3 separate regions of the Mus musculus genome follow, and regions 1 and 3 are each linked to region 2. A link is a contact called in ENCODE Hi-C or POLR2A ChIA-PET data. All regions are on one chromosome and are shown on one strand. Each heading gives the region's core, a stretch centred on a gene start or an enhancer-like site at or near the end of the contact. The rest is flanking DNA. Distances are from core to core; before and after follow the strand shown. Region 1 holds the start of D730003I15Rik (RIKEN cDNA D730003I15 gene). Region 2 holds the start of Ppp2r5a (protein phosphatase 2, regulatory subunit B', alpha). Region 3 holds the start of Atf3 (activating transcription factor 3).

What was found. Hi-C counts contacts between places; a loop is a spot of excess contacts on that map. ChIA-PET counts read pairs that join two places held with the same protein, here RNA polymerase II (POLR2A).
Region 1: a loop to region 2 is called in a map of heart, with 2.1 times the contacts of the local background. The contact joins the promoter of D730003I15Rik here to the promoter of Ppp2r5a in region 2. A Hi-C loop is called at or near these places in 1 of 37 maps with a recorded cell type or tissue (heart). POLR2A ChIA-PET finds 5 or more read pairs at or near these places in 2 of 5 experiments (both embryonic stem cell).
Region 3: a map of heart shows a loop between it and region 2 (11-fold over the local background). The contact joins the promoter of Atf3 here to the promoter of Ppp2r5a in region 2. A Hi-C loop is called at or near these places in 1 of 37 maps with a recorded cell type or tissue (heart). POLR2A ChIA-PET finds 5 or more read pairs at or near these places in 3 of 5 experiments (Patski and embryonic stem cell).

What each region holds. Positions count from the first base shown.
Region 1 is chr1:191,221,642-191,226,170 of GRCm38, reverse strand. It overlaps D730003I15Rik (RIKEN cDNA D730003I15 gene), which reads right to left and starts at 1,717. Exons shown (of 2, transcript NR_151547.1): 1 at 1,629-1,717; 2 at 484-962.
Region 2 is chr1:191,393,439-191,398,447 of GRCm38, reverse strand. It overlaps Ppp2r5a (protein phosphatase 2, regulatory subunit B', alpha), which reads left to right and starts at 1,407. Exons shown (of 13, transcript NM_144880.4): 1 at 1,407-2,212. The coding sequence starts at 2,032.
Region 3 is chr1:191,182,054-191,186,614 of GRCm38, reverse strand. It overlaps Atf3 (activating transcription factor 3), which reads left to right and starts at 3,282. Exons shown (of 4, transcript NM_007498.3): 1 at 3,282-3,522.

The DNA of each region.
Region 1 (4,529 bases), core at 468-2,967, 170 kb after region 2:
AATCTGTATTAAAGGGTCACGACATTAGAAAGGTTGAAACACTGGTCAAGAGCCAGCTATTGCTATATAAAATGCCAATACTGGATTTTAATCTTCAAGTCTTTTCTAATATTTTTATTTTATGTACATTGTGTTTTGCCTGCATGTATGAGGGAGTTGGTCCCCTGGAACAGGGGTTACAGACAGCTGTGAGTTGCCATGTGGTCCTCTGGAAGAGCAGCCAGTGCTCTTAACTGCTAAGTCATCTTTCCAGCCCAACCTTCAGGTCCTTTAAACTGGTTAGAGGTGGATAATTACAGGGACTAAAGTTCTAAAATGTTTGCACATCCATGTTTGCATATGAACTCAGAAGGGTTGTATTTATTTTTGGAATGCAAACGAAAGAACACACCAGATTCTCTCATTCTTGTCACATTCTCCACGATTAACCTTTCTTTTAAAAAGTGGGGATAGGGGGTTGGAAAGAAGAAACTGAAGCACTCAACCATTAGAAACCACTTTTATCATTAAACACTTCAAGTTTCCCAATACCATAAAGGCCAGAGGCTATCATTTTACAGCTTATACAGAGACAACCCATGTGAAACCTGAGGCTCCCTCACTAACAGAATGCAGGTCACTGTGACATGGCAAACAACTCTGTGTGTCAAAAGAACAGCTCACTTTCTGATGACAGGGCTGCGGTGCCAATTTTACAAGGTGCCTGGCATTCATTTCTTCAACACTAAACTTTTATCTGGTTCCTGATCCCACACATTATGGCAAATCTCGAACACCAACCCTCTCTGGTCATCCTCATGTGAGATGGGAGAGAGGGTGGGGGTCAGTGCACCCCCTGTCTTCAAAGTTGAGCTGATGCAAGCAGATGTCTTCCTTTCCAATCTAACCACACATCCTTGACCCGGTTACTCTGGATGACAGACATGTCCTCCTCCACTCCTCACAGACATGCAGGAAACCATCTTGAGTTCAGCAGGGAAGATACAGAGATCGGAAGCCCCTTAGTAAGACCCCGGGCCAGGGTCTCCTCAGCTGGTCGCAGGGTCAGCCACCACGTTTACTCTCGCTCTTCACAAGTTTTCATTACAACCCAACACTACCTAAACTTGAACTCTGATAAGTTTCACCCACCAGGGGACTTTCTAGAACTTGCTTCGGTTGAAAGAGGTGTGGCCCACAGACCCAGATGCCACACCTCTCTGACTGACATCGCTCTGGACCTGCAGTGCAAGGGCTGTCCACACAGTCGGGCTCAGCTGCCCCGGGCTCTGCCGACTGACCCCACGGGTGCACCTACGTGACCCGGAGAGGACACCCCACACAACGCCTCACCTCAGATGAACCTGGCGACCCACTCCTGAGGGGTCCCGTGTCCGAGCTGTGGAGACCTTGTGCAGTCACTTCACGTGACCTGAAGACCCCGCTCACCAAGAGGACCAGGGCTTGCCGCCTCACCTCATGCAACCCCATCCTCGTCGCGAGGGGACCCTTACCCAAACCCATCACGACCCGCCTCACCTCACGTGACTCCGGCCCCCCAGTCCTGAGGGGAACCCCCACCTGAGCATGCCGCCTCACGGAGTCACGTGAGGACCCCACCCGAGCCCGTTGCGACCCCGCCGCCTCACCTCGCACGACCCTGACACCTCAGAGCTAAAATTAGACAGGCGGAGCGGCGCGCTCACGTGCGCGCGGCCCGGAAGGGCGGAGGCCCGACTGCGTGAGTCATCAGCCCCGCCCCTTCACGGAGAACGCTGTGACGTAAGCGCGCTGCCGAGAAGCCGGGATAGAAAGTTCGAGTTTCGCTGTCTTAAAGGGGCCGTAGCTCGCACTGCACCCGTTCGGTCACCTCAAACAAAAAGTATGCTGTCCAGGTCACAGAGCTGACCATCGTCAAGCTCTTAATCATTGCCATAGGGCTGGCTCCAGAATTTTCATTTTTTTCGTGCTAAAGTTTGGCTGACCTAGGGCCCAGCCCTGTGGAGCCTACCCATGAGTTTTCTGGAACTGGAGAGGCTGTGCTTAAGAGACCTGGGCTGGCCCATTAGGGCCAGAGCTGCCCGAGGCAGGCCTTGCTTCTCAGTCCTGAGCCATCCACTGTGGTCACGGTCATGCCAAGAACAGTTTCGGAGAGGTCGCACTGTGGGAAGGGAGCCCAGTGGGACAATGGCAGGTGGTCACAGTCCGTCTTCTGGCTACTCACGCCAGACACACGGGAAGTCCTCAGCGTGGACATTTAGAAGCTAACCATTCCTGTCCTTAGTCTCCATACCTGTGTGACCTGCCCTGTCTCCTGTCCATCATGCTTCTGTGATTTCGGTTTTGCTCCGATACGTGGAGTCTGTGGTCAAACATCTTTGTGCCCACCAGGAGATGGAGAAAGCCCAGGCAGCCCCAGGTGCCCAGGAAAAGACTGCAGGGCAGCCACTTCTTGGTGCAGGCACCTGCAGTGAGCTTTCTTACTTTCATTCAGGGGAGATCACCTGCCTGAGATCTTGTGGCCTGTGAGGAATAGAGGGTCTTAAGCAGTTCGCGTGCACAAGCACATGCACGCGCACACATACAAATTGATAAATCCGGAGGAATTCTAAGTCAGCACATCACAAAGACACCAATACACCCAAGTTTATTGCTGCACTATTCACAATAGCTAAATAAAGAACTAACCCAGATGGCAATCAACAGATACATGGTTAAAGAACATGCGTTCTATATGTATACATGTATGGGATTTTAAAAATTATTTATTTACATGTATGTGGGTGAGTATGGGAGCAAGTGCTACAGTGTATCTGTGGAGATCAGAGAGCAGGTTGGTTCGTTCCTTCCACCAGGTAGGTTGTAGGGAATGAACTCCGGGTCTGAGGATTATTGAAGTCTTTATCTGCTGAGCCATCTTCTGGCCCCAGCAATTGAATTTTGCTAGCAAAGAATGAAAATTGCTGTAGGAAAAATGGATGGAACTGGAAATCATTGTGTTAAGTGACCTAAGCCACACTTGGGGAAAGTATAGCATGCTTTCTGTCATATGCAGAATCTAGATTTAAATCTGTATATGCATGTATATGTGTGACATGAAAGCAGAGAGGACACTATGGAGGCTGGAGACATGGCTCCGCAGTTACAAGAAAGACCTGCTCCTGCAGAGGACTAGAGTCAATTTCCAGCACATTAGCTCCTTACAGATACTAGGGATCCAACACCCTCTGGCCTCTGGAGACACTGCACTCCTGCACATACCTACCTATACGGACATAGACACATATAACCTAAACTTCTAAATCAAAAAGGGGAGGAGCTCGGGATGAAGTGCAGTCAAAGCAGCCGGAGAGGAAAGAAGGCAGAACTGGGTGCAGAAGGAAGGACTGTTTGAGGGGAAGGAGGAGCAGTAAGTGGTATGAGGCTTAGAGGGCAGTCAAGAGGAGAATAAGAAAGTATTAGGGCCTGTGTATAAACACATCACAATGGAACCCATTTCTTTGTATGTTAACAAAAGAAAATAATTAAAAAGGGGGGGGATCAGAAAAACAACTTAAAAAAAAAAAGACCCAGGTAGGGCAATGGGTACGAATGAGCCTGCAAACTGTCAGAGGTCAGATATGTGACATAAAACGTCGTGGCGTGAACATAGGAAGAACTCGAGAAAGGGTTCTGGGGACTGCCATCTCTCCCATCTTCTCTCTTCCACCCAACTTCCAGACAGGTGACCCAGAGGGTGATTTTCCCCACAGAATGGCACTATGAGGTCCACTGCTGTTTTTAAATCTGCAGTAACTGAGATCTGGTGTCATCATAGCAGCGTTTGATTTTCTGAGCTTCCAGCTCTCACTCCCCACCCCAGAAGCTCCACTCCATTAAATGTCAGGACGAGTCATAAACGCAAACACCACCACTAATGTGGAAGGATTGTGCTCTCCGGCAAACAGCCCCAGCAGGCAAAGAGCAGGAGTCCTTGGACCATTCCCAACCACATGGGTGACTCACTTGGTGACACAAAGCACCAGGCACACTGCAGACCTGAGCAGTAGGCACACTCTCCCACAGGAGTGGAGAGTATGGCCCAGGACCCAAGAGTCAACAGCACTCCCTGGATCCAGCATGGTGAAACTCAGAAGTCACTGGCTGAGCTGGACTCCATGGTAATTCTCGAGCCGTGTGCTTGTGAGCCATGAGCCCTGTCCTAGAGTACTCCTGTTTCACACAACGCTCCTAAGATAGCTGGGTAGGATCAGGTCGTCCTTCTCACAGGTCAGAAGTGCACCGTGCTTATTCCTACCTCCCTGTATAACTTGGACATCTGCACCCCTAGTAATTTATTAGAAACTTTCTTTATTTATATTGCAGCCTATCCAGTCTATTCAGGCATTAAGTAGCTTCACCATTTATGTAAGAGTTTATGTCTTAAAATGAAGGGTGAGGGGTTTGCTATAATAATAATAATAACAGAAACTCTATAACTGTTACACATAAAATAATAATTGTAATTGAATGATAATGATTTAGTACATTTATTTGCGGTTATCATGTTT
Region 2 (5,009 bases), core at 158-2,657:
TTTATTTCGCAAATTCTTGATTTAATGTACCTATGTAAAATCTAGGAATCGCAAGCAAAAGGAAACAAGATATTTATGTTTTTGAAACTGGCTTATTCAGCCTAATATGATTATCTCCAGTTGGACCTATTTTCCTACATGTTATTTCGTTCTTTATGGTGGAAAAATATGTGTATACACACCATATTTCCGTTATACATTCTTCTGTTGTTATATAATTTGGTTAAGCAAATGTTTTGAGTGTAGGTTTAGAACTCTACTTTTGCATACTTCTCGATCCTCCTCAAGCATTAGGCCAGCCTACTTAACCTCCGTTTTTATGTCAAAAGGAAAAGGTGTGGGACTTGCAGAAGAGACTGCAGAGCAAAGGGGGCACTATGGGCAGGCGGGATCACTTTCTGTTGAAGCATCATACGGATGCCCAAAGCTAACATGAGCAGTTCTTGGCTTTAAATATAAAACTTAGACGGAATCTCTTAGGAAGAGATTCCCCAAATCAGCTAATCTGAACTTGACTACAGATGACTGAAGGGCCTCAGCAGAAGAGGTTAAACTTGGGCTAAGTTCGAAACGGGAAACTTCTTTTCAGAGGGCCTAGACTTGCAGAGCTCTCTGAAGTGGTAGAGACGAGCTTGCCCAAACCCCACGCGAGATCAGCGATCAGCGAACCGCGGCGCCAAGACCTCGGGAGCTACAAATGGACTCCCCAACCACCAATTACGCGGTTTAGGACCGGAGAGGAGAAGGCCCGCCCAAGAACGTAGCCCCGCGCTCCGATTGGACAAGCTCATTTCTCTCCCGGGGCTCCTTCGCCTGTCAATCACGTTGCTCTGACACGACCTTGGCCCCGCCCCCGTTCGACTGACGCAATGCTTGGTGTTCTTGGGCACCCCGGCCCTCGCTTCATGTTCTCATTGGTAAGCAGGGCGCAAAGAGAGGGAGGACGCTCTTCTGCTTTCTGAGCTGCCTGTGTAGTTTCCCTCTTAACGCGCTGTCTGGAGAACAATCCCAGCCTGGAGCCTAGCGCAGGCGTACACAAGAGCCGACAGCGGCGCGGCGTTTCCCCTTTCTCCCTCCCGAGAGCTTTCCTTTACAGTTGTGACGCACAAGGCACCCCGCTCACTGCCTTCACTTGCGATTGGTTGTGGCCCGCGTCTGTCACGTAGCCCCTCCCTCCCACCCAGCTATGGACTCTTGATAGACAGCCGGGAGGCCACGCCCCCACCCCCGTCTGCCGCTTAGCCCTGCGATTGGCCGAGGGCACTGGCATGCTTTCCCGCCCCGGCCCCCTCCGGAGACTCCGGAGGCTAGTGGGACCCCGCGGAAGTTGTCAGTCAAACTCCTTCCTCCACCCCCCGCGAGGACCTCCCCCGGGCCGCGGGAGCGCGCACGCACGCGCACCGAGTCCCCCCTCACCCGAACCAGCCACCCTCTCAAGTTGTAGCAGTTGCTTCCCGGGCGTGCTCCGTGGGCGGCCGGTGGGCGCGGGAGGCTGAGCGAGGGCGACGCTCCAGGGATCCAAGGATCCAAGGATCGGGGTACGGGTGGCCGCCCCGGGCGATGAGGGGCCATCGCTGACAGGAGAACGAGCGCTCGGCAGCGGCTCGCGCGGACCCGCGATGGAAGCGCCCCGGGAGGAGGCTCCCGGCCGGGCGGACAGCGCGGGCGGCAGCCGCTGAAGACCTGTCCGGACTCCGCGCGCTAAGGGGCCGCGAGGCGCGCCCGGCGTCCGCACCCGCGCGCTCGCCCCAGCCGTCCAAACTTCGGGCTCGCCTCCGCCCGCCCTCGTCGCCGGGCGTCAGCAACTTGTGCGGCCCGCGCGCCCCCGCCCTCCCCTCCGCCAGCCCCGGGAGGCGGCCGCGCGGCGCGGGGATGCGGCCGTGAGGCGCTGTCGGGTGAGGAGCAGCTCGCGGAGCGCGAGGGCGGCGCGGCCGGGGCCCGGGGCGCAGGGGCGCAGGCCCGCCGTGCCCGTCCCCCGCCGATTGCCCGGGCCAGCCGCCGCGGGAGGCGCCGATCGCCCGGGTCGCCGAGATGTCGTCGCCGTCGCCGCCCGCACCAGTTGCCTGCGCCGCCATCTCGGCCTCGGAGAAAGTGGACGGCTTCACCCGGAAATCGGTGCGCAAGGCGCAGAGGCAGAAGCGCTCTCAGGGCTCGTCGCAGTTCCGCAGCCAGGGCAGCCAGGCGGAGCTGCACCCCCTGCCCCAGCTCAAAGGTAACCCCCGGCCGCCCCTGGCCCGCGCTCCCGGGGCAAGCCCTACTCCCCTTCCCACCTGCGCGCTTGCCCCGCCTGCCCTTGCCTTGGCGATTTCAGGGTCCCCAGAGGTACCTGCGCTCCCTTCCCTCGTCCAGTCTTTCGACTCCCTGCCTCGCTGAGCCTCAACCCTGGTTTTCTCCAAGCTTAGCTAGTTCTTCTCTTTCTCTGTTTGTCCCTCAGTTGTCACATCCAGGGTCCAAACAAACTGCTGCCGAGTTAGCTGGCCTTTAGACGTAGCTATATAGAACTAGCTTAAAACCGGGACCAGGTGACAGATCTTACTGTCTCGTTAGACGTAAATGTTATACCTCAGAAGACCTCGATTGTCTTTGGAGAGGTTATGAAGGAAGAGTAATTTCTTTGCCGTGGAACGGGAACTTGGTTAGCGCGGCTATGCTTCCAAGGACTTTGTAAGGTTTTGTAAGTAATTCAGATTGGTATCCGTGCCTAATGCCTCGCAGGAGTGCTTGGCACTCCTTTTGGCTCTCTTTTCTCACCCGGTTTGGAGGCTTTTCATGAGTTGTTTACTGGCGTTCTTGCTTATTCTTTGAGAATTACTGGCTTTTAATTTAATAATTTTACGTCTTTGCATTTTATGAGCTAGATGTCATTAATGGAAAAGATGTTTATGTTCCTAGATATTTAAGAAATTCTTTGCAACCTGATAGAAACCTAGAGAATGAGTCACAAGGCCAAGAAATAAAAGAAAGGCTCATGCCAAAATAGATAAATGATCAGCAGATTTTTCAATTCTTTTGACAAAGATCCAGCATCCCTTTCAAGGCCAATCTGGTTGTGATTTGTCTTTGAGTCTATGAATCCTGACTTAGTTTGGCAAGGAGTGTAAAGAAAACCCTAGATCAAATCAACAGTTGACCAGCAACAGCTTGGAACCCCATTTAAACTCTACATCTGCCTCTCGGGGTGCTTCTGAATTAAGGATATACCACTGGTAGAATCACACAGACTTTTGAAAATAGTTTATGTTAGGTGTGTGGTGTCTCATTTGTTGCTTTATTGCTCTTTACCATACTAGAATTGTTCAAATTGATACAGCACTGTCAGTGGAGTGCAGCCATAGCCTAAAATAACTCTGTCCTACCTGTTAGGATAGTGAATTGCTACTCAGAGGTTTAAGCTTTTATACTTAATTAAGAGTTATTTTATCCTTTGTTTTTCATTAGTTTATCCTGTTAATTTTAGTTTGAAGTCTCGATACTAGCATTTTTCTTATGTATCTAATTTGCTAACGTGGTTTTCTTCTTCTTAGTGTTGTACTTCTTAGTTCCTCTGCTAGTAATTGAATTTTAAACATCTGGTTAGTCTTGAGATGCCTCTGTAGTAGATTTTGCCTTTAAGACGGACAGAAATCCACAGAATCAGTAATCAGACTCAAAGTTACCTGATGTTTGGTTGAAGATGTAGCAGGAACTGCCAATGTTTTCACATACAGAATTTGGTCAGTAGTAGAAAGAAATTGAAATTTGCGTGTATAGTGTTCCCCATAAGGTATTATTCATGATAAACTGATGCAGATTCGATTGAGGAAGTAAAACTTTTTACTTGAAAATAAAATCCTCAGGAAAAACTGCTTTAAATCCAGTTGTCAAAATGCTTGAAAAGTGATTTTTTTTTTTAATGGAGTTGTCTTACTTGGTGCTTTGGCAGTGCCCTTGATACCACCGTGTTGAGAGTTTTTTCTGTCAGTAGTATTTTCCCCCAGTTGTGGGTTTTAGCAAAAACAACAGCAGAAAACCCTTTCGTATGAAAGAGAAATTTTCTTAACTGCTCTGAAATACAATCTCACTGGTTGTGGAGTGATTCAGATATCCATGGGCATCCAAGATCTTTCAAGTATTTTATATCAACCAACCTGCTTGCTTACACTTTGTCCACATGCATCTGAACTGGAAAGGTGCCAAGGAGTTTTGTTAGAAACAGACTCTGAGTAAGATTAACAAAACAATCCAACCTTTTCAGTTTATTTTTGCAAAACCTTGTAGGTGAGTGGGTTGCATGATTTTTAAGGCTGAAAATGTTAAAAATAAATAGTGTAAGTTCCTCTGAGGGCTAGATGCTAGAAAATAAAACCAGGATCAGTATATGTGAATCACCTTTTCTGGTCTTGAAACTTGTGTTCTTGTAGGTTGTAATTTTTTTACCTAAAACTTGTTATTTCATAATGAACAATTCAGGAACTTGTTATTTAAGATAGGTCATCTTTCAGTGTTTAGCCTATTTTGGTTTAAATTTCTGAAAGGATTGGCTTGGTAAAATAGCTCCTTTACGTGTATAGACAGCTTAGTATTTCAAATAATTATCTTTGAAAACAAAACAAGACAATATTGCCTATGACAATTGGAACAACCAAAAACTGTGTGTCATTAATTCTTGTTATGTGCCTTTTCAATCTACTATAGTAATGCTATTATGCTGTTATCTAACAGTCTGGGGCTCAGTGTATTTTCACAAATATCTTTTTTTTTTTTTTTTTTTTTTTTTTGAGGTTTGAACAGGTTAGTTTCGGACCTGTGATTATCTAGATGGTGTTTCTTCTGACTTTGGGACTTTGGTCAAATGCCAGTAGTTTTGCTGTAACTCATTTTACATAAACTTCAAGTAGTATGGTTGAGAAAGTCTGGCCAGGAGAGGTCGTTACAGTAGAAAGTAAGTTTTTGATCTTTCTGAGTTATTTTCCTTATCAGTAAAGTGGGAATAATACTATCTCCCAGGATTGGAGAGAGTAAATGAAATA
Region 3 (4,561 bases), core at 2,033-4,532, 210 kb after region 2:
ATTCATGAGCCAATCAAGCATCTTCCTTAGAAAATTAAATTGGTAATTAGTAATTCTCTGATTGGCTGAGAGCATGGGTTCGGGAGAAATCCGCTGACTCCCTTTCCAAGGTCAAGAAGTGGGGTCAAGACCCCTGCACAGACAGGCCAGCCGGTCAGCTCAAGCTCCCCTGGATGCCTTAACTTGTTTCTGGAGTCTCAGAGCAAATAGTGCCTCAGAGTCTGGAGAACAGAGTTAAAGAGGCAGAGGAATGTGGAAGGGATCGCCCTCTGAATTGCAAAAATCTTTAAATATCTCTGAACTTTCTTTTTTCCTTTTTTGCTTTTGGCTCCCTGTAATGTTTTTGTGTTTAGTTTTGGTTGCCACGAGGGGACTGTTTTTAGCTGCCTGGTTCCTTCTCCTCCCCTTTTTATTTTCCCTCTTCCTTTGGTACATGCCTCAGCCTGAAGTCTTCAATTCTTATCTCACTCAGCAAAACAGACCGGAGCTGATCTGCATACGGGCTCCCGGGGCTGTTCTCTGGAGAAAAACCCCAGAACATTCAAATTTCTGCTTAACCCTCTTTGACTGGGGATTAACCCCTGAAATCCCGTTAGCCAGAGGCTTCCTGCTCGGGCTGGACAGGCATTCTCTTGCCTTTGTGTCGGGCAGAGATTTGGGTGTTGGGAGCTTTTCTTGCCCCTCTGAGGGAGTATGGACGAATGCGCACGCACACTGGGGACAATAAGTCAGGGTAACGTGAGAAGCGAGGGGACTCAGATGTTGACAACTTCCTTTGGTCCAGACCTTAGGGCTCTTCCTTCCCGTTTTTCTCAGGCGCTTTACGATTCTCCTGGGAGCCTAGGGGACTGAGTCCCGCAGAAAGTGACTTTTGTTTGCCTGGGATAGGCGTTTCATCCAAGTGGGGCGGGGGGCGACTTCTCCCTGGAGAGTCTTATCGCTTTTAGGGTTTCAGTAAGAGAGGGAGGCAGAGGATGTCAGACTCAGAACTCTGTAAACAACTGAGAGTTTCTATCCAGGTACGACTTGGAGATTAAAAGCTAATGATTAGACTAGCAGGAGAACGGGCGTGGGGGAGGGCACCACGGTCATGACCAGGTGCCCACGAAGCTCTGCCGACTTCTGTCTACGCTATCCTTCCACGGTTCTGATGGAGCGGGTCTTGCTGCTTGGGGTCTCGAGGCTGTCGGCCGTGCCTTCCACTTGAAGACAAGACCCACCTCCATAGAACGCCAATTTAATCCGTAAAACAATAAAAATTTCTGTCGGGGCCCCCAGCGGCCTGGGGCGGGGTTCGTGTGTTCCCCCATCTCCCTGTTACACCGCACAGTGGTGTTTATTTATTCCAGGGCAGCCTGTAAAAAGATGGGGCAGGTAGGAGGAGATCCCAAATGACTTTCATTTCTAGGCACCTGACTTTCTTCGGGGTTGTGCCGACACGCCTGGGGTTTACCTGCCGGCAGGTCGGCTGGAGGCCGGGTTGTGGAGGTGTGGAGCAGGGTGTGGGCGTGGGAGACGGAGGGTGGGGCCCCGAGAGCCGTTTCCAAGGCAAAACCCAAAGCAAAACATTAGCCTGGCGCTTCCCGCGCGATGCTGCTGTAATCCCGTCAGATCCTGGCAGGATCTGAGAGGATCCCGGGGATGGAACCACCCTAGGCCTCCCGGGCCAGCAAGGACCGAGAGACTCCGGGGGCCTCGATGGAGGGCAGAGGCCTGTGAAGGGCGAGACTCTGCCTTGGACTTGAGGAACCCGGGTGCAGAGAACTTGATTTTGCCCGAAATGTCTGTCTCTGGGGCCATCAGTTGCTTACGGTTGTACTACCGTCGGCGACCTTTCCTCAGGACCGTAACAGTCCGGGTGGTAGGTGCTATGGAGGCAGCGGCACCGGTCAGTTCTGCTTCACACCCCAAACTACCTCCCTGTGACCTTCTGATCGCCTTCCTCTCAAAGGCGGGCGTTAGCAGGTGCCTCTGTCTTTACACCTCAGCGTCCTGCCCCACATGTGCCCGCCAAAGTCTGCCAGGCAGGTGTGCGATTCCTGGGCCGCAGTCTGTGCACGTGTAACCCTTGATGAGCTATGGAGTCCCGCTCAGGGTCTTGCGCTCAGCTCAGACCCTCGGAATTACTGGGTCAGAACCGGGAAACTAATTTCAAGTTTCAAACCCAGGTCTGCTGAGGCTTTGGCCTGAAATCGAGTCCTTTGCCCAGCCTTTCCCGCCACCAGATTTGAGTACAAGAGGGCTCGGTGTTCCGGCTTTAAGCGGTGCGCGTTCAGTCCCGGCCACCGTATCCCTAGAGCCCTCTGTTCCTGCAGACAGACACTCGAAACCTGGAGCCGGTTTTTCTTTCCTGATATCCAGGCGGACCCCCACCCCCGCCCAAACCGGGAGCGTAGAGATCAAAGCGTCCTCTTTCCCAGACTAGCCGAGCCGCCTTTTTCCAGCCCTTTCTTATCCCTGCGCTAGGTGGCTCTGATCTCTCCAAATCTTTCCTCTTTCTACGCTCTTGCTTTCGTGGAGAATTCCCTGTTCATTTAAAAACGTTTTGTGGTTGTTATTAAAAATAAAAACAACAACCGAACTGACCGCGTCCGGTCACTAGCACTTCGGGTTCCTAGCGAGTTCGGGGGCCGTGGGCGTGGGAGCACGAGGCTGCCGAATGTCTACGTTAACCCACAGCTGCTAGCTGGGTCCCCGGCAGAGGAGGTCACAGTGGCGGGTAACGGTGTGGATTCATCGGAGTGTAACTTTGGGCACCTCCTTCACGCGGGAGATTGTCACCGCTATCCCTTCCCCGCCCCCTCCTTAGGCTAGGCCGCTGGTCAAAGAAGGCACATTTTCCTGAAGTTTTAGAAAAATGACCACACATTTTAGAGAAAGGTCGTGCCCGCTTCCCAGCCTCACCTAGTCTGGGCCACTGCCAGGATCCGCCTCCCAGCACCACCACCCCCCCTTCCCCAACCTAGCGGAGGGAGAGATGCCAGGGCGGTGGAGTCATGCCGCTGGCTTGGGCACCATTGGCTCATGCCTGGAACACGCAGCGGCGAATACGCACATCTGGCGGTGCGCCCGGGCGGCTCCCAGCCTGATAAGGAGATAGAGGGCGGGCGGGTGTGTGTGTCCCGGGCGTGCGAGGAACGCAGGACGCGCCGTGACCGCCCCTTCTCGCACTTGCATCACCAAGTCCGCGGTCTCCACCCACCTTTTGCCCCGCCCCCGTCCCTCCTTCACCCCTCCTCTGGCCAGTTCTCCCTGGAAGCTATTAATAGCATTACGTCAGCCTGGGATTGGTAACCTGGAGTTAAGCGGGCTCCCTGCCAACGCGAGGGCTTTAAAAGGGGTGATGCAACGCGCTCCCAGCCACAGTCTCACTCAGCGAGACGCCGCGCACGGTGCTTCCCCAGTGGAGCCAATCGGCTAACCCGCGCTCCGGCAGAGTCCTTGGCGCTCGCCCGCCGGCGGGACAGACCACCCGCCTCTGGCCGCTCTCTGGACCCTGGCCGCCCCGAGCGAAGACTGGAGGTGAGTTAGAGCCACACCGAGGAGCGCTGCCCTCCTCACCCTAAGTTCCCCTCTGGTGACCAGTCCCGGGACCCTTGCGCCACCGGAGACTGAAGCCCTAGTGTCCGTGCCACAGTCGCTCGGCTGAGCCGCTCTTTGCCGCTGCCGTTCTTAGCTGGTAAAAAGTTTCTGGTAAAGTGAAAGAACGAACTTTCTCTTTTGACTCGAGGCGTGAAAGATGCCCAGGGACGGAGGAGTTGCGCTCTCAGTTTGCAACTAGGAGAGGTCGTCTGGGTGGAAGGTGGGTGCTGGTGCGCGGAGGTGACTCACACTCTGGCGATCGGGGTCCCCTCTTCCATCCATCACTTCTTGTCCCGGACCCTGGACTCGGAGCGGGTCCCTCCTAAGTCCGCGTAGAGGCGCAGTGGCCGCGGCTTGTTGAAGCGCTGCTCCCGGTATCGAGCTAAATGAATGAAGACCGGACGCTCGAACGGAGGTCCGGCACAGCCGCTGGAGGTCGCCTTGCGCTCCCCGGAGCAGAGATCTGGGCAGCATGACCGCGTAGAGCGCTGTGAGCGAAAGTGTGTTAGGATAAGTTTGGAGGCGGCGAGCCCTGGTGTGGCGCTGTCCCGGGGCTGAAGGCCGAGAGGTCTCCGCACCAGCTAACTTCGGACCGCTAGGTTTGAGACGTCACTTCCAGCCTCACTCGCTGTTGTGACTTGCTGTGCTCTGGCTGACTTTTAACCGGCCCTTGAGTTTCTTTATGTATTGGAAGGGAAGCGAAGGAATCGGATCAAGCGGGTGGAGGGACCAGGGTGTGGAACCACTTGTACTTGGGGGGGGGGGCGTGCGGGGGGGGGGTTGTTTGTATTCTCGTGACAGAGTCTCACTCTGTAATCCAGACTGCCCATAAAAACTCCGGCCAATCCTCCTGCCTCAGCCTCCCAAGTGCTGAAATTACAGGCCCACACGCCCAGCACCTTTCTGTGCGCTGTGTGCTTCAGATAGCCAGCTTTTGACAGATTTGTTTCTAGACTAAAATAATTAAAGTAAAAGGAGC